2 separate regions of the Homo sapiens genome follow, and region 2 is linked to region 1. Evidence: chromatin loops called from intact Hi-C (ENCODE). Cell type or tissue: endothelial cell of umbilical vein. All regions are shown on one strand. Each heading gives the region's core, and the rest is flanking DNA. Links, peaks and the distances in the headings are about the cores only.

What was found. Peaks named below come from ENCODE experiments on the same cell type or tissue, not always from the same donor. Only the 100,000 strongest peaks of a DNase experiment are listed, where the experiment ranks them.
Region 2: it touches region 1 in a loop (7-fold over the local background); 6 of 110 quality-filtered maps call a loop at or near these places.

The regions. Positions count from the first base shown.
Region 1 is chr7:20,226,316-20,237,776 of GRCh38, forward strand. No RefSeq gene overlaps it. Among named protein-coding and RNA genes, the nearest start is that of GIRGL, 14 kb to the left of the region's middle. RefSeq lists a silencer at 7,142-7,191. In endothelial cell of umbilical vein, for the core only: no CTCF peak of the experiment used is centred there; a DNase peak (open chromatin) is centred at 4,026; H3K27ac peaks cover 1,927 bases.
Region 2 is chr7:20,300,681-20,312,141 of GRCh38, forward strand. It overlaps LOC101927769 (a long non-coding RNA gene), which reads left to right. Exons shown (of 5, transcript NR_110117.1): 3 at 332-377; 4 at 5,112-5,343; 5 at 10,355-11,032. Among named protein-coding and RNA genes, the nearest start is that of ITGB8, 24 kb to the right of the region's middle. In endothelial cell of umbilical vein, for the core only: no CTCF peak of the experiment used is centred there; DNase peaks (open chromatin) are centred at 6,131 and 6,611; H3K27ac peaks cover 1,486 bases.

The DNA of each region.
Region 1 (11,461 bases), core at 2,920-5,419:
ACATTGAAAATAGTTTTTCCCCCCAAAAAAGTAAATGCAATGCTTCTGCTTTAAAATTCTTAAATAGCTTTCCTTTGTTCTCAGGGTAAAGCTGAAATCAGTATTTGGCCAATAAGCCCTTCCGTGGTCTCTTTAGTTCCTTCCTATCTCTCCATTCTCATCAAGTGTCTCTTTAATGATTTGCTCTGCTCCAGAGGACCTATTTTAGTTCTTGGAATTTTCTCAGCTTTCTTCCACCAAAGAAATGAAATGTTGTACCTGAAATGCTTTCCTCCCTCTTTACCTTTGGATTTTGCCGTTCCACAGAAAAGCCTTCTTTAGAGTATCTATAAAAAGATAATTATTCCACAACAATTATTGGCTGGGCGTGGTGGCTCACGCCTATAATCCCAGCACTTTGGGAGGCCAAGGCAGGCAGATCACTTGAAGTCAGGAGTTCAAGAGCAGCCTGGCCTACATGGCGAAACCCCGTTTTTACTAAAAATACAAAAATTAGCTGGGCGTGGTGGCAGGCACCTGTCATCCCAGCTACTGGGGAGGCTGAGGCAGGAGAATCACTTGAACCTGGGAGGTGGAAGTTGCAGTGAGCTGAGATCATGCCATTGCACTCCAGCCTGGGCACCAAGAGTGAAACTCCATCTCAAAAAAAAAAAAAAATTTTTTGTGAAGAATTCATGTTTGCTTTTCAGATAAGTTCTAGGAGGCCAGGGCCTGTGTGTGTTTCTTCGCCATTATTTTCCTAGCTGCAAGCATGGTGTCTGGGATACAGTAAATGTTTGCTGAACATAGCTTGCATGCATGACTGAATGGCAAACACTAGATTCCTTTTGTGTATCAGATTTTAGTGGAAACAAAATTTATATCTTTGTTTAAAATTTCTCCAAAAAAAAAGATAATATGGTCCTATCAAAGAAATTGATAAAGAATTTTTTTAGAAATATATGAGAGTTTTGCTAAAATGTACTTGTTAGTGGTATTTTGAGTGATAACCTCACTAACAAAAGAAGCACAGTTTCTCATCTTTTCCCAATTATATTTTACAGACTTTCTTCTTACACAATACCTAGGGTAATAACTAGACACACATCCAGATGTGTGTGGCCATTGCTGAAAAAGAGCAATTAACTGGAAAACTGTGACAGTGATTTCCCATTTTCCATTTCAGAAAAAAAATTAAGAATTACTAAAGTTAGTGCTTAAAGTCATAGAGTCCATATTAAATAAATACAAGCCTACGGATTTCATTTGCTTTCCGGGAAATGAGATTAACTAGCCCCAGGCAAAACAGATTGAGGTAATGTGTCACCCTAAATTCTAAGCTGGTATTCTTAGGAGGTCATCCTAAGACTGATGTTGCCAGTAAGAAGGAAATAGTTTATCTTAATTACATATATTAGCTTTTTTAAGTTACTAAGGTTCCTCTAGAGGAGTTTTAAATGCTGCCCAACAAATATATGTTCTTCTTACTTTCAAGCATCCTAGAATTGAGTAATCAGTTTCCCATTAACGGAACAGGCACTGGCAATTTTACATTGTTAAGATCAAAAATCTATGTTTAAAGACCAGATGGAATCAATCAGGCTTTTTATAATAAACATGACCAAAATACTTTCAGCATATGTAAGAAAAGACAAAATATCAAATATGTTTAAGACTAAAACCAAAGATACTGTTCATATTAATTATTCTATGCAACTAAATTATTTTAAACTTTTCATATCATTTTAAAGCACTAACTTCTTGAAGATACCTAATTAGTGAATTTTGTTGTAATTATAAGAAAGTTATTTTACGTGGGGGCAAATACCTATTTTATACCTACAAAACAGGTATTATCTAAATCTATAAAACAGATTTGCTCCTATTCCACTCAATTTTGCAGGAGATTAATAATATGCTAATTATCTAGAAAGCAGCCTGCTGCTCAATTTGTAATGATGCCAGAGCCATTTATAGATACACAAGAAGGAGATTAGAGAGACACTAGGATACAAGCTGAAGAGAGATTCTTATCTTTGAAAGGTTACTTAGAATTTCTTAAGATTCAGAGTACCTTTATTTTTGTAATTTCACACAATATATATTTATTCATATGTGGAGGAGAAAAAAGGAATACCTTCCACTTGCCCATCACAAGGATTATGGCTGACACTCCTATAATAAAAGACAAATTAGTAGGAGCCTTCAGAAATGAAGACCAAAAGACCCACAGAAAAACATGTATTTTTTTGTGCCAGGGTTTGATGAAGAATGTACAGTGGTATACAAATATGTTTGAACAGAAAGGCCTGTTTGTTCAGATTCTTCTTGACCTCTCTGTATAGCATCTCCTTCCTCCTAAGTCTGGGATAGAACCCCTCTGGAATGAAGGTCTTAAGACCTACTTTCAGGCCAGGTAGGTCCAAGAATTCCTTCATGACTATGTTCACACAGAAAAGCAGGGGAAGGTCAGAAAGAAAGTGACCTTTCTAGAGTTTATGGTTTGCTTTAGGGAGAGGAATTCAAGTTTCTATGACCTACTTTGGGGATAATGGAAAGAGGGTAAACAAAGAAGGTCAGGGAGGCATTGCTTCAGAGGCTCTCCCATTCTCCTTCAGTTTGAATTACTCAGCAGGCCAAGGCACCATACTCCAGAGTATCTTGTTCTAAGCCCTGACACATGCAACATACAACAATGTATGAAGCACTACAACAAAATGGCACTCAAAGGAGTCAGATGAGTCTTCTTAGTGGATGAACTGGGCTCTTAATCCAGTGTTCTTTCTACCATAGCATGATAATATTTAATATCAGTCTTCTTTCTGGAATCATCAATGTGCCAATACACTGGAAACCATGATGCTGCATATTTTTAAATAAATGTTTTGTATAAGTGGTTAAAAGAAACCATGTAGTAAACGGGGGAAAAAAAGTGATTTCATAAGGTTTGTGTGCATCAGAAACACTTTAGGGGAATGCTTTAGGATTCCAAAGAAGAAATTCAACCGAGAAAAGTCCCTTTTATTTTCACTGGTGGGTAGATGAAAGTAAAAGTTTTGAAATATAAAAGAGCTCTGGGACTCATTTGGATACACGTGTTTGTATTGCCAAAAGGTAAACCACATAATGCAGAAGAAGATTTCTGGCCAATTTAAGAGCCTTACAGGGATAGTTTGTGGCCCTACCACACGATTTCTTTTTATATTAATGCTGCTGATACTGATTTGTCTGTTGATCTCTCTCCTGGAAGATATTCCCAATATCACTGAGGCTGTAGAAGTATCAGAAATACTACTTTGAAAAGTGATTTCCAAATAATCTTTCTATACATAATCCCTTTCAGAGGGACTGGGGATGGAGAATTGACAGATCACTGCATTAACTTAAGAAGAGTTGTGCTATTTTTAAACAATTAAAAACTGTAGAGAATATGACTATCGTCTCACACAAAAGTCAGAAACGTCTGCACTAATGCTGTCATGGGATTGTTGCAGGAGAATGACAATGAGAGCCTTCTCAGAATAATGAATGCCCCACTGAGGAACAGGGTGTTTCCTCTCTGTACTGACATCCATCCTTCCTCTCCCAACTGAACAGCGGTCCCATTACTTTGATTCAGATTGTCCTAGAAAGAAAACTCCTCTTATGTAAGTAAACAGAACTAATCAATCATTAGAAACTGGTGACTTCCATTAACATTGTATTTCCATGCCCCTAAATGTTAAGGAGGCGTTCATAGGCTAGTCTAAGAACCTAACCACTATTTTAAAAATTGTCTCTCTGGGAAATTTCCTTCCTCTTTTCCTCTTCTCCCCCCAAAAATGACTCATACACAGAGTTGATAAGAATTTTTAAAAGCATATGTGATTTAAGTCATAAAATAATATGAATAGTAACAGTAAAGTTTGAGTGCTTTGAACATCTAGGCAGTATTTCAATTCTTCAAGTGTTTGTGAAATTTTTCTGTTGCTATAGTTAAAAAACAAAAACAAAAATGGAAACGGGAATCCAAGAACCTGGATTCATACTCCCGCTCTTTCACTTCCTAAGCTATGTGACCTTGACCCAAGACAATCTGAGTCACTTTCCTCAGCTGGAAAAGGATCTAATTTCTGTTACATCACATCTCATGGTTGTAAGGCAGTACAGAGCAATGAAAGAGCATGGACTTCAAAATGAGACAAACGTGGATTTAGATTTTACTTCCACCACCTACCAAGTTATTGAATTTATCTGAATCTCAATTTCTTCTCCTTCTGAATTTGGAGGAGGATTCAAAATAATATGTGCCTAGTAACTGCTGAGCTAATAAATATGTGCAATGATTATAAGAGATGTGGATGGTGCTTGAAAACTGTTAAGTGCTAGTTAGCTAATATAACCATCTAAGTATCATATTGTTGAATATAAGAATATGTACAACCATTATGCAATTTAGATCACAACTTGAAACCACAGTGTATACTGAACTTGATGCTTGCTGATTATCTATCTTTCTGACTAGAATGACTAAATACAGGCTATGTAAAATTAGGAGCTTTGTCTATCTTGATAATTATTTTATTCCCAGTCCCTAAAACAGTGCCTGGCACACAAGCAGCCCTTGATAATACCCTAATATTGATGTAGAATCTATGTGTCATGCATCTCATTTTCATAACAACTCTGTGATCTAGGTACTATTTATTATTAGGCCCTATTTACAGGTAAGAAAACTGTGGCATGGACCAATCTCACAGGGAATAAAAGGCAGAGGCAAGATTTGAACCCTGTCTGGTTTCAGAGTCAATTCTCAAATGCCGCACTTCACTAGAGATAAATATTTGTTGAATAAATGACTGAGTTTCCATCTTCATCCACAATTGTTTGGTGATATCTAAACCATAATAACATTAAGGATACAGTATTAATTAAATCATTTTATGAAAAAGGATGGCCATTTTCTTTCATCTCCATACAAAGTTATCCAGAAAACTTCTTGGAGCAATAAAGGGAAAATGGTCCTATTTTCTGAGCACACTGAAGGCCAGATTACACAGGGCAGTGAGGTGTAAAAGAGTTGTCCACTATGTCTTAGTAGGCTTTGGGTGAAATGATCTGGAGTCTTCTTTCCCTTAATTTAATCTCATAGAGTACATTTATTTTCCTGCAAACTGTGGAGGGAGGACACACGTTCAATGGAGAAGTCTGGCAGTCGGAGCTCTCCCTCCCCAGTAACAGACCCTAAGGAGGCTGCTAGGGCTAATGCTTATTGTAGGAAGTAAAATTTTCATTTCCTATATCACATTCTGGTTGCTTACCTTTGTATTTTTTATCTTCTCTACTCAGATCTAAGTATTTTCTAGGCTTGATATTATTTACCTTCAAAGTAAGCTCATGTGAGAGAAAAGCTGTAAAATAGCTTGTATAACCTTGCAGAACGCAAACTTCCTGAGCCTCAATTCCCTTAATAACACTCTATCCTTTCCAAGTATAGTTTTGTTGTACATCAGTATGAAATAATGCATTAAGAACTATAAATTGCTATACAAATGTGAAAAATATCGTTACATTCTCACAGGGTTAAGGAGGTTAAATGGCACATGGTTAAAGGCTGGAGCACTGACATAGCATTCCAACCTGGCTCATCACTCATGTGATCTACGTCCTTAGTGTGCCTCAGTTCCCTCATCTCAAAAGAACTGGTAATAATAAAACCTATCATCAGGATTTTGCAAGGATTAAGAGAGTTGACACATGTAAAGCCCCTACAGCAGTGTACGGCAGGTGATAATGTCTTCATAAATATTAGCTATTATTATTTCTAAAAATTGGACCACATTTTACTGGAATATAAACATATTTGAGGTTTTCTTTCCTTCCTAATAAATCTTTATATTCCAAAAACACTTTTAGGTCTATTTCTCCACTGTCTTGCCTTGTTCATTTATTCCTGAATATGAATGTCTTTTATACTTATAAATAATTCCTACTAGTCCCAATTTTGCATAATCAGGAAGGATCCTAAAAGTCTCAAGCACATAATAATTTGTCATTTTCTGAAGGCTATATCTGACTCCTGTGTTCTATAAGGTACCCAGATGTTCAAGTTAGAGTGAACTAATAAGTTTACATCTCAGTCCAGTTGTTTGTAATCTCTACTGCTCATTGCATGAGTAGTCATCCTTATTCAAGCTTATTAGAGCTTCCCATTATCTTTTATGCACGTTTTCAGGGATAGATGGTTGGACTTCATGATGAATTTGTATTTATAAATTTCATTATTCTACAATGTCTTGAAATCCTTTGAGTAGTCTATCCAAAAGGTAGCAACATTCTTTAGTTTTGGATCTGTGTTTCCAAATATTTTTTAGTAATTTTTACCTAGATGTTCATTGGAGAAATTAACTACATTATTATAAAATTAGCTTCTTCCTCAAAATTATGTCTTCCTCTCTCCTGTAGCTAACATATGAACATCATCATTGACCCCAATGTCTTACTCCACATGCAAAATTTTCCAAGTCTTCTTGATTCTACCTCCACAGTATCTCTAGCATTTATTCTTCACTTTCTAGTTTTTCCCCTTTATTAGTTTGGGCTCTTGTCTTTTGATATGTGGACTGTGGCAAGTAGCCACCTAAGTGGGCTGCTTACCTCCAGTATCTTTCATATGATCATATCACCTCCTTACTCAAAATCTTTGAAAGCTTCTGTCTGCCTAGAGTGAAACCAAAGTATAACACTATAGCATCCAGTGCCCTTCGCAACCTGAGTCATGCATCCTTTTCTAACTTATCTATACCAATGCCTCCACATACCCTCCACTTCAGTCATAGGGCCCTCTTTAGAGTAAGTTTGCATTCATGTATACATCTTTGCCTTAACTCAATTTGTTCTTTCTGCTTCTTTTGCCCATCTCTATTGATCTTTCATAAACTCTATTCATCCTTTTAAAAAAATCTACCTGACACTTTCTTCCTTCCTTCCTGAGGAATACATTCCTCAGTCTTCTATGTTGCCATGGCAATAAAGTAGTCAATATCACACTGTTTTAAAGTTGCTATTAAAATATTACATATCATGGGAAAACATGTATTGCCTCTTGTCACTGAATCCCTAGAAAACAGTGTCTTAAGGCGAAACTAACCTACTGGCACTTTATTGACGACTACAGTGCCAAGGAAGCAAGAGTAAAAGAGAAAGTGAAATGAGGTAGGAAAAGAGTGAAGCAAATACTAGGTGATTTTTCACGAATACGGTGGTTCCACATGAAACCATTGTATCTCAGACCAGGCCCTCTGGGAAAAAAAGATGAGTGACTTCTTCTCTTTATTCTTCCTTTGTCTCTTTCATTAGTCAAGGTTCACCCACAGGGCATTAACTCCCATAACACTGAAGTGCATTGCCAAGCCCCTTTGGGCAGTCAGTGGACAAACCTTGGCCCCCATGGGTCCTGTTAGATTGGACCTAGGTGCTGGAAATGAGCTATAATGGCTCATTTCATCTTAGAGGAGGCAGAAACAACTGATGCTTTTTGGAAATGAGGTGATTACTGTGATGACCTTTATGACAACAGGAAAAGAGTACATGTAGGCAGACAGGCAATGCCAAGAAAATCTACGTGATGGGAACATACAAACTGGGTTCAGCACACTTCTCTTTGTGCCCTGATACATAGCAAGGTTAATGTCTTAGTGTTTACTGTATATGGAATACAATGGTCATCAACTTCACTATTTTAAAATGTGACTTGAGGCAAAGCCAGATTACTTACATTTGACTAGGTAGTAGGATCACAGGAAAGTAGCATATATTGGGTAGTACTAAGTGCCAGGCACTGCACTGAAGCCCGTTATCTTCTTTGGGTGAATCTTTCAGTCTAATACTCCCAATATCCTATAAAACAGGCACTTTTGACATCTTCATTTTAAAGGTAAAGAAAGCAACAGAGTTGCTTGTCCAAAGTCAAACATCTAGTAAGTTGCAGAGTCAAGATTCTGGCCCAGGTAGCCTAACTCCAGAGCTTCCCCAAGTATCCTCTCATAGCCATGTGAAACTCTATTTTGAAGAAGAAAGTCAGATCTAAACTTGGAGATGAGGATAGCTTGCATTATTCTTTACTTGGCAAATGCAGAATCATTCTCGCAACCTCCTCCACAACTCCCAGGACAACACAGAACTGCATAACTACCCTCAAATCCATTGTTGTGTGAACCCACCCTGCTATTTGTAGTCATAAGAATTCATCACTACAGAGTTCACTTGCTTTTTTAAGTCACAGACTAAATTGATCAACACTATTTCTTCAGAAATCAAAAGATTTTGAGTGCCTGTGGACTGACTTGCCACTGAAGTCACATTTGGCTATTTACCACTTGCTGAGGACTGTGCAATGTGCTCAGCTCCTGGGTTTCTCTTCTGATATTGAATTACTGTAGTGATCAGGTATTTATTTCCCTTTCTCCAGAGAGGATGACTGCTGTTGAGCTCCCACATGGGCTTCTGTCTTGCCTGGAGGGAAAGAGGTGTGAAGTCTATTTCAGTGTTCACTAAGTGTTTAATCAGCCAAGGAATCTGATCGCTGTCATGTCTTACTGTAGCTCTATAGGAAAAGCATACTTAATCTTGAAAACATCAACTAGAAGAAGCCATTTGGTGTACCGGGAGCCTGATTGTGATATTGTTTGATGTACAAAATGTACCTCTCTCAGCATTCTTAGTGAATTTCAAATTTCCACCTCCTAACTTACATAGCAAAAATTCTGTCAAACCACTGAGTCTTATTCTTGCCCTTTACATTTGTAAAATGATTTTGTGTATGCAAGAAATACAAAAACATTGCAGGTGGATTCAGACAAGTCGTATTTTATAGATACTTGTTCATCGATGAGACAAAGCAAGATAGTAAAAGATTGAAATATAACCCCCATATATCAAATGGCTGCAGGAATTTGAGACCTCTTGCACTCTTAGCTTTACTTGAAAGATAGCTATAGAATGATAAGTTGAGAAAGTACAGAGTTGTCATAAAAAATTCTATGTTGAAGCCACGTCTTAAGTGTTCCTTTGGAACTACTGATTAAATGTTGATTCGACAGATGCAGGTTAGAGTCCAGGCTCTAACACATATTGGTAGCTTGGGGCAAATTTCCAATCTCTTTCAGCCTCATTTGACCCGTCTGTAAAGTATAAATAATAAAATACCCATGTTATCAGACTCTTGTCAAAGCTGGATGACTAATATTACACTTGAAAAGCACTTAGCATGTCAGACTCAGTTACTTGCAAATTATCACACCAGAGGATAGCAGAGATTCCTTGAAAATACACGCTGACTGATTTTTATGCCTACTATCCCTGTTTTTTCCTCTCTTAACAGATCTTCAGTACAAGGAATAAAACAAAGAACTGAAAGTGTACCAAATATAAATAAAGACTTTTAAAAAACCCACTAGTTTTATTTTATTAGATTTTAAATCACTAATATAGAAATGGTTGTGGAAGTGCTGAAAATTCAAGGAATCTCTGCAATAGAAAGATGTGAGACTTAGGCCCTAGAAAACCTGAACAACTAGATAGAGAGGAAAAAAAGGAAAGAGGAGTAGGTTAAGAAGAAAAATAAGAAAATCAAGAGAGTTTTTGAACATTCTTAGGCAGAGTGGCATGAAGGATTCTAATAGAAGAGAGATTTTTCAAAAAAGTTTCCTTCCTCTATTTTAATAAGTATTGAGTGTGTAGTATATGAAAAGCTCTGGAAAAACACAATGATAAAAGACGTTCTCCATCTTTTAAGAGAATCTCAATGCCATAACAAAGTTATGGTTCAAGTTTGTGCACAGAAAGGGGAACACAGAGGAGGGAGCCTCTCAATCTGCTTGGCCAAGGGAGAGTAGACAGGGCAGCCTTAAGAAAGCAGGTAACAAACAGGTGGGTGTGAACTAGAAAGAAGAGCGGTAGTTGACTGGGCAGCACAAAGGAAAGCGTATTCAAAGACCAGGGGCTTGAAATAGCCTCCCACGCTCAGGGAACTGCAAGTCTGGAGTTGAGCTGAAGCATACAATGAGAATCAAAGAGCGGGTGGTAGTTCTCCCTTTTGGGGTCTGTGCACTGTCTGGGAGCTCTGTTCAGAAAGTTCACTCGGCCCTACCTCAAGTGTCCTATTCCAGTCATTCAAGCCTCAGCATAGATGTCATGTGTGTAGAAAATCTCCGCAGACCGTACAACTTAGCTGAGCTCCTCATTCTCTGCTCAGCAAATAACCATATTTTCAGCCCTGAGCAGCATATATGTGTGATGTGTGTTATGTGTGTGTGTGTGTGTGTGTGTGTGTGTGTGTGTGTGTGTGTGTGTATTATTTAATTTTCCTATTGGATTATCTGTTTATTTGTCTACTATATTTCCCCAGTAGTTTCTTAGGAGCAGGAACCCTAGCTTTTTCACCATGGCATCCCCACTGTCTAGAATTCTACCTGCCATAAAGTAGACACTCAATAAATATTTGCTGGATGAGTGAAGTAGGTGGGACATGTAAGATTTGCCAGATAGGGGAAACCTGTGCATGGGTGAATGTAGAGGAGAGATTCAAAGTTTAATGCTCATGTAAGGCTTCTTGTTAAAATACAAGAAGGGACAGGACATAAAGGGATTTGTAGATTGTGATGAGGACTGTCTGTTTTCTCTAGGTGGAGAGAAACCACTGATGATTAAGTAGGAAAGGAATATAATTAGTTTCCTGGTAGAAGGTCATTCTCATGATTATGTAGAGGAAGCATTAAAGAAAAATGAGACTAGTTTGAAATCCACTGAAGTGACTAAACCAGCACATTTGCAGTGAGGAAGGAGAAGAGGTGACTGATAAAAACCATTTTTAATAGGAAGGGCCTAAGGACATGAAGAGACCTGAGGCAGGGAGGTGGTGGGGGTGGGTGGGAGGTGGGAACAGACTGGGTTGACTCCTGCATAATATAAGTACTTAATAGTTGAGTTTTCTAAATGCTAAAGGAGCCGATAGTGCTAAATGAAAGGGTAAGTGTGGAAAAAAAAAAAGAAAACAGAGGGATAGTTGTGGCAATGAAGACATCATCAGCGACATTCCAGAGCAGAGGTGGGGGTAGGTTTCATGAGCTACCAACAATAATGAAAAGTGGTGGCTGTCGGTGTCTGCTTCTCTTCACCTTCAGCTCCATCCTGTATAACAAAGGGACTTGGATAGACAGACACATGTGCACACTAAGGCACACAGAACAAAGCTCTGTCCACTCCCCTCCTAGAAACCTTTCCCTGGCCACCACTCAAGCTGGAGAAGTATGAATACCACCAGTAGCAAGACACACCTTGAGAGACAGCCCAAGGAATTTTTTGGGAGCAAGACTGGAGTACATTGGACAGAGAATTTCAGAGTCTTGGGTTCCTGAAGAAGGGGATATCATGGGTTCTGGGTGGTAAACCCTCATGGCCTTTCAGATTCCCTGACCAGTGTGAAGAAGTAGAGCTAGAGGAA
Region 2 (11,461 bases), core at 5,161-7,660, 77 kb after region 1:
AAGCAACCTTGCTTAATGAGATATCTTGCCCAGGTCATAATCTCTTTGGTATTTGCCATTCTCCATCACTATCCGTTATTACCTATCACTCATCTTCATAGAGCAAATACATCATCTTTCATCAGGAAATGGATTACATTGAGGGGAAGAATATGCTCTTTGTCTTCCAAAGAAGAAAAGATGAAGGAATGAGTTGAGGGACTTAGGAACAAACAATAACTATATGCTAGATGACCTCCTAGGCATTTTACAAATATTACCACATTTAATATGCTTTTTAATTTAGTTTTCACAACAAATGAATAAAGTTTTATCATCTCTCTTTACACAGGTGAATCCAAAGGCTGAAAGAGACTGAGTAACAGCTATTAAGTAAGGTAGTAGAGCCCACTTTTACTCTGCTAAAATTCTGAGCTAAAGACTAGCATAGGCTGGGCGCAGTGGCTCACGCCTGTAATCCCAGCACTTTGGGAGGCCAAGGCGGGCATTATCACCTGAGGTCAGGAGTTCGAGACCAGCTTGGCCAACATGGTGAAACCTCATCTCTACTAAAAATAAAAAAATAGCCAGGTGTGGTGGCACACACCTGTAGTCCCAGCTACTCAAGAGGCTGAGGCAGGAGAATCACTTGAACCTGGGAGGTGGAGGTTACAGTGAGCCAAGATCACACCACTGCACCCCAGCCTGGGCGACAGAGTGAGACTCTGTTTAAAAAGAAAAGAAAAGAAAAAGACTGGCATAAATGCCTAAGTTTTTTTTTTAATCCCTTTTGTTACAGCTATGACATCACTCTTCAATATAAATTCATGTCCTTGCATGTGCAAGTTAATCAAAAGTTAAGCAAGAAGTGTTTGTCTTAGTAAGAATTTTGGTTCATTATAGACCTAAGAATGAAAATTTCAAAGTCCAAGGCTTAGGATATGACCTATTTCTACAGGAGATACTAACCGGGGATACAGAAGGTTTACCTTAGTCAAATCATTCCTTCATTTCTTTATCTAACACCATTGCTTTATTTCAAAGTCAAGACGAAATTTGAAACTGAACGTGGATTCTGTGCTCTAACAAAGTTCTGTGACCTTAACATATGTACCCAGACTTTTACCACTCACAGTCATCTCCCAGACAGAGGAAATGACTCATCTTTTTTAAAAAATGGAAGTCTTAAAGCTAACATAAAATATCCCATGACAAAAATATCTTTTTATATGTAATATAGGAAGTATGAACTTGTGTATTTTTATAAATGTAATTCATTTTCAGATCTTTAATTCTCAAGTATCTCTGTCAAAATTTCATCCAAAGTAAACCCATAACTGAAAAATAGACTATTAACAGAAAGGAACAGCTATTCTTGGGTTTAATTACATATATAAGTTTTATATAAAAATTTTGAACTTATTTAAAAATGTGCATCTATTACAACACCATAACTCCAAATTCCGCAAAATTTTTAAAATTGTTGAAAATAATGGTGTACTTTATTTGATTACAAATAAGGTATGATTAATAAAATACGACCAAACTAATTTTGTACTTAAAAATTTAGACAATTTAAGACTCAATTTGAAGGGGTCAATTGAAATTACTAAAATTCAGACTGACCTCACCATGAACATTCAGCACGAAAAAGCCATTTTCAAGGAGCTAATGTCCAATATACTTTTTTTTAAGATGGAGTTTTTAAAGACGGAGTTTCGCTCTTTCACCCAGGCTGGAGTGAAGTGGCGCGATCTGGGCTCACTGCAACCTCGGATCCCCGGGTTCAAGTGATTCTCCTGCCTCACCCTCCCGTGTAGCTGGGATTACAGGCGCCTGCCACTACGCCCGGCTAGTTTTTTGTACTTTTAGTGGAGACGGGGTTTCACCATGTTGGTCAGGCTGGTCTCAAACTCCTGACCTCAGGTGATCCACCTGCCTTGGCCTCCCGAAGTGCTAGGATTACAGGCGTGAGCCACCGCGCCCAGCCCACAGCATACATTTTTATATGATAAGGTACATCATCTCAGAAGACAGACAGAATAGCTTCAGATATGAACCTCAGAAAGAAGTTCAAAAGGCAAAGAGATCTGCTTCAAAAAGAAAAATCAAAAGTTGAAGGTCTTGCTCCAAAAGAGGGATTTAATTTAAATTACTCCAAAAAGAATGACTGACTGATATCCAAAGAAGAAAAAAGTCTTTGCATTCCTGACATCTGATATCTTAATGCATGATACATAAAAAGCAATATATTTCAAGGACACACTAATAATCCCCCATGCAAAGGGGGGATTATCCTCCAGGGGGGGAATGGGGGGAGAGAGAGACACAGAGAGAGAGAGAGAGAAAGTACATACACAAGCCTGCCTGTTACTGGAGGAGCATGGGTGCCAGGATCTTTGACCCAAGGGTCCAAAAGCTTGGCTGAATACAGCATTTCAGTTGTGCCCTGAAGTGAAAGCAGTAAAATAAAGACCAAAGAAAGCTCTACGTTTAAAGTCAAGACCAAATTGCATAAGAACCAAGGATGTAACCTAGGATAAATGCCTAGCAGAACAAAAAAACACCCAGCATTTTGAAGGTGATGGCAGGCTGTGAGAAGGCAGGTTGTAGAAATGATGAGGTTGTTTTATGGCATGCTTTTATTGGCTGTATTAGAGAGAATGTGAGGGTGGGTTGGGTATGTCCTTGAAGTTATAGGACTTTGGTTTAAATAAACTTTGTTGCACATCCAGTAATAATAGGCAAGCCATTTCTTATTCTTGGTTTTTATTTTCTTCTCTTTTGTTCTGGCTTTTTTTCCATAATTCCTGCCTTAGTTAATGACACCACCACTTCCCTCTTGGAGCAACCCAGAAAGAAGGGAGTCATCCTAACTCTTCCTCCTGCCACCACACGTAATCTTTGTCTTTAAACAGACTCAGTGTGTTTCACTTAAGTAAATATATTTGGAAAGAAAACTTCATATTACTTACTAAAAGGGAAAATGACTATTAGTTCTATAAAAGAAATCTATTTTTTTTAAATTAATGAAAATGAAATTACATCATTAAATGTTGGCAGAAATTCATTTACTCTTTGTTAGAAAGGCTGATTGGAAAATACCATTTAAGGCCAGGCACAGTGGCTCACACCTGTAATCCCAGCATTTTGGGAAGCTGAGGTGAGTGGATCACCTGAGGTCAGGAGCTCGAGACCAGCCTGCACAACGTGGCAAAACCCAATCTCTACTAAAAATACAAAAACTTAGCCAGGCGTGGTGGCGGGCGCCTGTAATCCCAGCTGCTTGGGAGGCTGAGGCAGGAGAATCACTTGAACCCGGGGGGCGGAGGTTGCAGTGAGCTGAGATTGCACCACTGCACTCCAGCCTGGGCGACAAGAGTGAAACTCCATCTCAAAAAAAAAAAAATACCATTTAAGACACAGATTAGCATCAACCTAAGCCTTTCTCCGGAAGTTAATTAGAGGGGGTAACAGATAATTAAAAATTTTTTTAAATCATGCGACAATATGATTTCATGCTTCATCCTCATACAACCAAAATGTTATTTGTGAATGAGTCCCACACTTTGGGAAGCACTAGACTATGATATACAATTCAAACTCAGTAGCCTGCTATGATCTTACTCCCAATTCCCTTTTGATCTGATTTCCTGCCACTCCACAAGCCATATTTACAACTCTATTCCTGCTAAAGGACGTATCATTTGGCCCTGGGCATTCTCCATTGTGTCTACTGAGAAACCTATTAGGCCTCTGAAGAGGTTCTTGATGTAAAGTTTTCAGACCCCACCCAGGCACCTTTCTCCTTAGTATGAGCAAAGGTTATCACCTTGACCAAACGCTAGCAGGCTCCTCTGAGTTCTCTTGTTGACTAGGACTCAAGCTTACCTTTCTAGGTTGAACAAACACTAAGGCAGTTTCTAACAGCTCAACATTGTTTACTTAGGATGAGCCTATCCCCCACTTAAAGTCCAAGCCTGATAAAGAATTTCCTGTTGTCCCAGCCAACACCTGGAGACCAGCATCCCGCTTTCCAGTCTCTGTGGGAGGGGAGGAGCCGAACTTCAATAAACACCAGTAAACAAAGCTAGATGGGTTTCACGTGGACTAACCTCGTTTCTGGATTTTTGTAATTTTTCATTTTCCTGAAAAACTATGGAATCCCAACTCACCTTCTCCCTGCTCCTTCATTCTCCCATTAAAATACCTAATCACCTCTGTACAGGTCATTGTTGAGCTTAGTTCACGTTGCACTCTTTTCCCTATTGTAATACTATATATTAATTCTTACCATTTTATTTAGTGTCCAGCATTGTTTATCTTTCGCAGCATTTCATAGCTACTTCTAATGCACTATATTCTCATTATTCATTGAACTATCACTCTCACCCGCTATGCTGTGTTCTGTTTTGTACTCCGAGTCCTGAGGTCAGCCCCAGTATTGGGATCACTCCTGTAATCCCAGCACTTTGGGAGGCCGAGGAGGGTGGATCACGAGGTCAGGAGATCGAGACCATCCTGGTGAACACGGTGAAACCCCGTCTCTACTGAAAATACAAAAAAAAGTTAGCCGGGCTTGGTGGCGGGCGCCTGTAGTCCCAGCTACTCGGGAGCCTGAGGCAGGAGAATGGCGTGAACCCGGGAGGCGGAGCTTGCAGTGAGCCGAGATGGCGCCACTGCACTCCAGCCTGGGCGACAGAGCGAGACTCCCTCTCCAAAAAAAAAGAAAGGGGGAACTAAGTTACCTGACTGCTATGAACAGGGTCATGAGGAGAGACTCTAACACATTGCTTTAGTTTTGTTTCAACTTCCAAATCATAAGAGGGACATTACACATTGCATTCAATTCTATAGTGTAAAAATAAAATAAAAATATCAGCTTACTTTCCTTCTTTCTTAGTTTGTCGGTATCATTTTTAATTCTAATGTTTTGTTAAACCTCACACCTTCCTCTTTTGAATTTCTACTTCCTTTTAAAATGGCAATTGCCTTTTTATTTTCATATCTTTTGTCTTATATTAGTAAGAGCATTTCTCTAATTATAACATGGGGAATTTACATGTGGGTTACAGGGGAGACTAGATTTTTACATCAAAATTAATTTTGTTTTATTTGCTCCTAATTTATAGGTGAAAATGTTATTTTACATGGAAACCTATTTTGTTCCATAAAACTAAATAAACCATAACCCAGAAGTGCAATGAGACACACACAGCATGACCACATTATTTCTGAAAGCTGAAGAGTTGCCAGTCTGTTGATCTCAAACTTCATGAACCACACAGTTCAGTTCAAATTGTTTCCCTGAAATTGCTTTGAGCCTCTGCCAAACAGCCACTGAAGGACTCCGAAAAATACAAGGTAAGGAGATGGCACCTAAGAACATTTTTTTAAAAATGTTAACTCTTTTATTGAAGTTTATTTCATTGCTTTTATCAAAGAGACTGATGTCACATCAGACATTTCCTCACCTAAAGGTAACACGCAATAATTGCCATGATAGCATACTATTCAGAACATGGAACCAAATGTGTGGCCTGCATGGGCATTCTTCCTTTGCCAATGAATTGCAAATGCTTCTTTCTATCTACAAGTGTACCAACGTTAAACATTAAATGTGGAGGTCTTATAGTGGGTTGATCTTTAGAAAATCAGGTCTCCTTTCTGTTTTCAGTTGCTGCCAGCATCACCTATCCACAGAATCAATGTTAATGATGTTAATGAAACCAGGCAATATATTAAAAGCTCTAGCCACAATCATTAACTCGAGTCTGGAGTAAACCATGTATTCCAGGGCCCAGTATGCAGAGCGCCTGTGAGGTGTCAGCAAGCTGCAGATATCCAACAATGCTGTTACCTAAACTTCACTTTTGTGTGCCTGTCATTGTAGGCATCCTCCACTCCACACCCTAAGCTAAACCATCACTTGTTGAACAGGGGCCCTGCCTCATGACTAGTATTTGGCCTTGAACTTCACACTCCGTTCCCTAGACACTGGCTGGAGCTTTGCTTCTAACTGAATGGGCCTTATCTTTCTCTTGCCTAGCACTAAAGCCCTAACATTGCCTGCAATTCCTATTGTCATACCCTCCCCACCAGATTCCAACCCCTGATAAATCATTCCTGGCCCAGAAACATAGTTCCACTACCCTGGGATATGATGATTTGGAATGCTGGTGACTCACCCGACTTTTAGACCCTTAGTGCTAACCCCTTTGTTCTTTCTTACTTCTTTTTCCCTGACTTAAGACCCAGCATATGTCAAAGCAGATATGGTATGTAAGATAATGTCAGTGTGCAAAAAGCACTCATCGTATGAAGAAACTTAAGTGTATCTTTTAAGTCAATGCAAATAATCACCACAATTAATATGTTTTGTGGATTTTAACTTTTTTAATGAAAACAAACTTTTGCATTTTCTCTAATGAGAAAAAAGTATAGTTTCCTTTTGTTTTATTTATTTTTTCATCATTTGATAAGGCACAGGATCAAGTTATTCTTTTTGAGATGCCATAATATGCTAGGTATTGGAATGGCCAGCTAGCACTTGCATTGTATAGTTAACATTGTGCTATAAGCGTGGTTCTTTCTAAAAGCTTTCAGTACTGTTTATAGTTTGTGCTACCCAGTTCCCATGGTAACGTGTTTGTTCCCATGGAGAAACAAAGTGAACACCTAACCAGAGCTGAACTTGAAGATATAAAACTTCACTCAGTAGATAATTTGCTCAGAGGCTATTAAGGAGGAGAAGGAGAAAACAGAAGAACAGAAAATATATCTAGGTTTCTAGTTCCAGTTCAAAGTTAAGAAACTACTGATTTACTTTGACCTGCTATGTAACAAATCATTCTTGGTGTCATTATTTGCAACTTTAAGGAGACCTTTTTTTTTTTTTTCTCAAAAGCAATTTTAAAAGTAACTACTTAGACAAAGGGCCCTTTTTAATGGTGATTTGATAGTTTATCTTAGCAATTTGGTCCTTGTAGTTGCAAACTGTATTTCCATATTTCAAGAATTTTTAGAATTTTCATAAAACCATCTAAATTCAAGTAAACTTGATTTCTTAAAAAAACTATAAACTAAAGCAATAAGAATGTGAGCAAATGATCATAAGATTATCTTTAATGAAAACAGATTCTTTGCTTTCTTTAATGCCCAGAATTTTTCAAGCCTAGCTATTGCCAGTTTATGCCATTTGAAAAAAGCTTGAAAGCTGCAAAAGGATGTAAATTTAGCTGCTTTGGTTTAACGTGAGGAAAGTTGATAGCCTTTGTTAAGGCTGACACTACCATGCCAAATTCCTAACAACGTTACAGCAGGACTTTGAATGCCAGTAAAATAATTCACATCCATTTGCAAGCTCCAGTCAAGTGGCATAAACTCCACTTGTAGAAGACAAAGCAAAATGACTGGGCTCCTCCCGTGGCTCTGGCTCTTCACTCTGCTGCCGCCCTCCCTCCCGAATGTTGATGTTTTCTCCCCCCACTTTATAATCTAGACACTTGCTCCCTTTCCATTTGATACTACTTCTTTGTTTGCTGTTCTTCAGCCCTCTTTGTGCTTTTCTGACCTCCTTTTTTTCCATTCTGTGCCGCTGTTCCTGTTCTACATTTCATCATTTTTTTCTCCGGCTTCACTTTTGTGCATTACACTCTTCCCACTTCAATCTTTAGCCATTTTTGTATTGTCCCGACTTTCATTCTTCTTATTTACCTTTAGTTTATATTCTTTCTGACCGCCTTTTCTTCTTCTCTTTGCAGCCCCTCTATTAGAAGTTCGGCATTTTGCTCCAACTTAAAAAAAAAAATGTATTGTTGCTGGATGACATTCTTTTCTCACTCCTTCTGTGTATTATTTTTCAATAGTTGTTTAAATCCCAGTCCCACTGACTTCGTGCAAAGGATTATGATTAAAGCGATTTTGAGTATTTCTTTAATATAGTAAAATGTGAAAAAAAGTTGCCTTAGAAAACAGCATTCTAAATAGACTGCCTTTAAAAATAAATAAATAAATAAATAAATAAATATCTGTCCCATTTGTAGATTCACAGGGAATAAAATCAATGAGATCTGCCAACTTCTATACTTGTCTACATCAGACATCATTCACCCCAATGAAATAGTGAAGAGTGGGACTCAAATTGGCAAGTCTATCCTGCTGAATTGTTGCCACTCAAGATAAAAATAACTTTCTCACATTGTATGGTCCACTAGCAAGCAGCAGAATAATGGTGTATCCCAAGATTAACTGTGGTTTCTGAAGCAATTATTGTAGGGAGATGGAACAGAAAGGTTTTTTCTCTTACTTACTTTTGTGTGGTATTGGAGACAGGAGGCATGTCCATCATTTTATACTGCTTATTACATACGAAAAATCAAATAATGAAAGCTTTCACAATACGGAGGTTTTCTCTAACCTCCTATCATCAAATAGGCATACACTTTGAATTGATTTTTTTTTAAGTTTTGGGAATTGGATGTTCATCTTTCTTTTATTGACTTTCATCTCATTTTCAAAAGTGTGCAATAGTATATTGCACGTGAAAGTAAATGGCCCACTAAGATTGAAATGCATTGCTTTGAACTAAAGAGATATAAATTCTAATATCTGAATTCTTCATGGCTATATACATGTATACTAAGTCCTTTTGCATAGTGGCTGACTCTTTACGCTTTTGGCATATTTGAAGTTAAATTTTAATTCATATTACATTTATTAAGTACTAAGAAGACACACTCACCTACTATTTTAGAATTGTTTGTAAGTTTTAGGTCTTGTAAGTTTATGAAAACAACACTGACACACCATAATATATACTGGTTTCATAGCACTTAACAGATTTGGTAAATTTTACCTACAAGAAAATCAGTTCTTTGAGTTTTTCTTAGGTTACTGATTTTGCATTTAAAAGTTTTTACCTTGATTAAAGACTCCAGGTTTTCTGGGGGACTGTGTAGTTGACTTAAAAACTAACCACTATTATACAAAATTTTAGTTGAGAGAAACTATCTGTGTCTTCTTTTTTTTATTGCTATGATTATAGAGCCAACACACACAATCATGTAGGTTGAGCACTGCCAGGGAGCCCTTCTCAACCTATGTGTGGGGCTTCATATATAGTGGGATTCATTTTGCAATTCCCACTGAAACTATGCCATGAGTTTGCTCATCAGATGGAAAAAAAATTTCTGCTTTGATAATGTCGAATGAAGTATTGCTTTACTCTGTAAATGTATAAAATGTAACATTTTAGGGTTGAGGGGACACTTAGAGATCTTCTGGTTCTCCTCTTTGGTTTCATAGAGAAGGAAAATGCCCCCACAGAAATCATGACTCCTTACCACAATTTTATCACCATATATATACCCTAAGAGTCAAGATTAGAGATGGCTCTCCTGATCCCTGGCCTTGGGAATATCGCTTTAAAACCATTCAAGGCGACATAGAAAATATTACATTTCTATCACATAATTCCGTAGATACAACCTTCTAAGTTTTTAGCTTAATTTTCTTCCTAGACAATTTTGTATTGTAAATTACTAGAGGACAGAAATAATTTCTGGATAATTCTGTGGGCAGCTTGCTATGTAATCCAGCAACATGCTAAGTAGGCTTTTTTTTGAGAAAGGATGTCACCATCTTCATTGATTAATGTAGTGGAAAATATTTAGAAAAGGAGCTGTTTCATGCTACTCTGGCATCTATTTTGTGAAAGTATAATTTTGGAATATTGACATTAAATAACGGAACTAGAGTTTCTTAAGAATTACAATCTTTACTTTCCCATTAGTGTATTGGGAAACTTCACTAGTTTATTCATCTTCTCTATGGAGGTTTTCTTTATTACTATCAACCCACACTTTCTCTTTTCTTCTTTTTTATTACTCAACACCAATGTGTGGTTTTTAATGAATTATTTTAATTTGTTCCTGTTCTCTTGCTGCATCTAGAGAGATTGTCAACTCCTTGTGTACTGAGGTTGTCGTTTACTTTGTTTTCGCTTCTCTATGATGCTGGGTGTGTATACAGCCATTGCTAAATGTGTACTACTTAAGGTGACAAGAATTGAGCTAGAAACACTTCATCAAAAAGTCCTGACTAATTAGAAGCAACTACCAAATGTAGTCTATATTGCCAAAAAGCCTTATCAAAAAGTGTATCATGAATCTAAATGCAAACAGAATTAATGGTTAATGAGAAAATTTTTACATAAATATTACTCTAAAACAATATCTAATAGTGATGTCTAAAACTTTTTGAGTAGATTAATGCATACTGATTAAAAGAACAAACAAGGAGTTGAAACGAGTGCATGTCATCACAAAATCATAATGCCTTTTAAAAAACATTTTATCCTTTTCTTTTTTTCTAGAACTGAAAGGGGCACATGGCAGATACAATCATAAACTTTCATTTCGGAGAGCAGTAAAAAAGGAGAAGAAGAACACACTGGTACTCCAACAAGTCATAGTTTCTGCCAGATGTTGCAAAAGTGAGTTAGATAACTGACCTTTCTTCTGGGGCCTGTGTCAACTTTGAATGGAGCTTTCAATTGTACAATAAGCATCTGGACAGTTTTGACATCTTTATAACACTCTTTGAGTTCTTAAAAAGCTACCATTTTGTTTAAAGATGATTTATGTGAAGATTAAAACAATTACTTAAGTGCTAAGAATAATTAATCCTGTAACTCCATATCAATACCATTATCTTCCCAGAACTGGGTCTCTAACTACTAATCATAATCAAGACACCAACTGTCAAATCAAATCAAAATTAAAATTTGATTAATTATTTGATGATATTAACATTCAAATCTAGTTCCTTCTTAGGCCTAATTTTGTCCTTATGTTTGCTTTGCACTGAATTATTGTGGTTTAAATAGCCCATTTTACATGACAACTTTCAAACAAGAGCATAAATTCTCATAAAAACAGGCTAAGGAATTCATAATGATAGCTCTTGGCCGCCACCTAAAGGTTTATTTCTTGTTTTATTTTACATGAGACCTACTATGCATTCCTTTTATAATAAAATTGTTGTCTTGTCATCACATGTTTCTGCATAAGTACAGGGTAAAAAGACTTTTTCAAGTTTGTTTTTTCACCTTTATGTAGTTAAATTAACAGCATATATAATTATATCTACTTTTCAATTCATTCAACACAACACACACAAAGAAAACCAGTTTAAACAAGGTTCTTTTAAATGGTCAGAAAATTTTTATGCGTTTAAGAAATAGTGTGTTCTTATTATGTATCACCCCCCACACCTAAGGCCCGTAATGAAAGAAATTTAACTAAACTCACATTTACTGAACCACTGTTGAGTGTAATGTAATAGAAAACTCCTCAAATTCCATCAAGAACATTAACAGATATAACTTCTTCATTACGCTTGAGAGTAAATGAGATACTATAATTAATGATTCTTGCTCCGTATCTTATTATCACTCCCTTTATTCTCCTCCTAAAAAGCA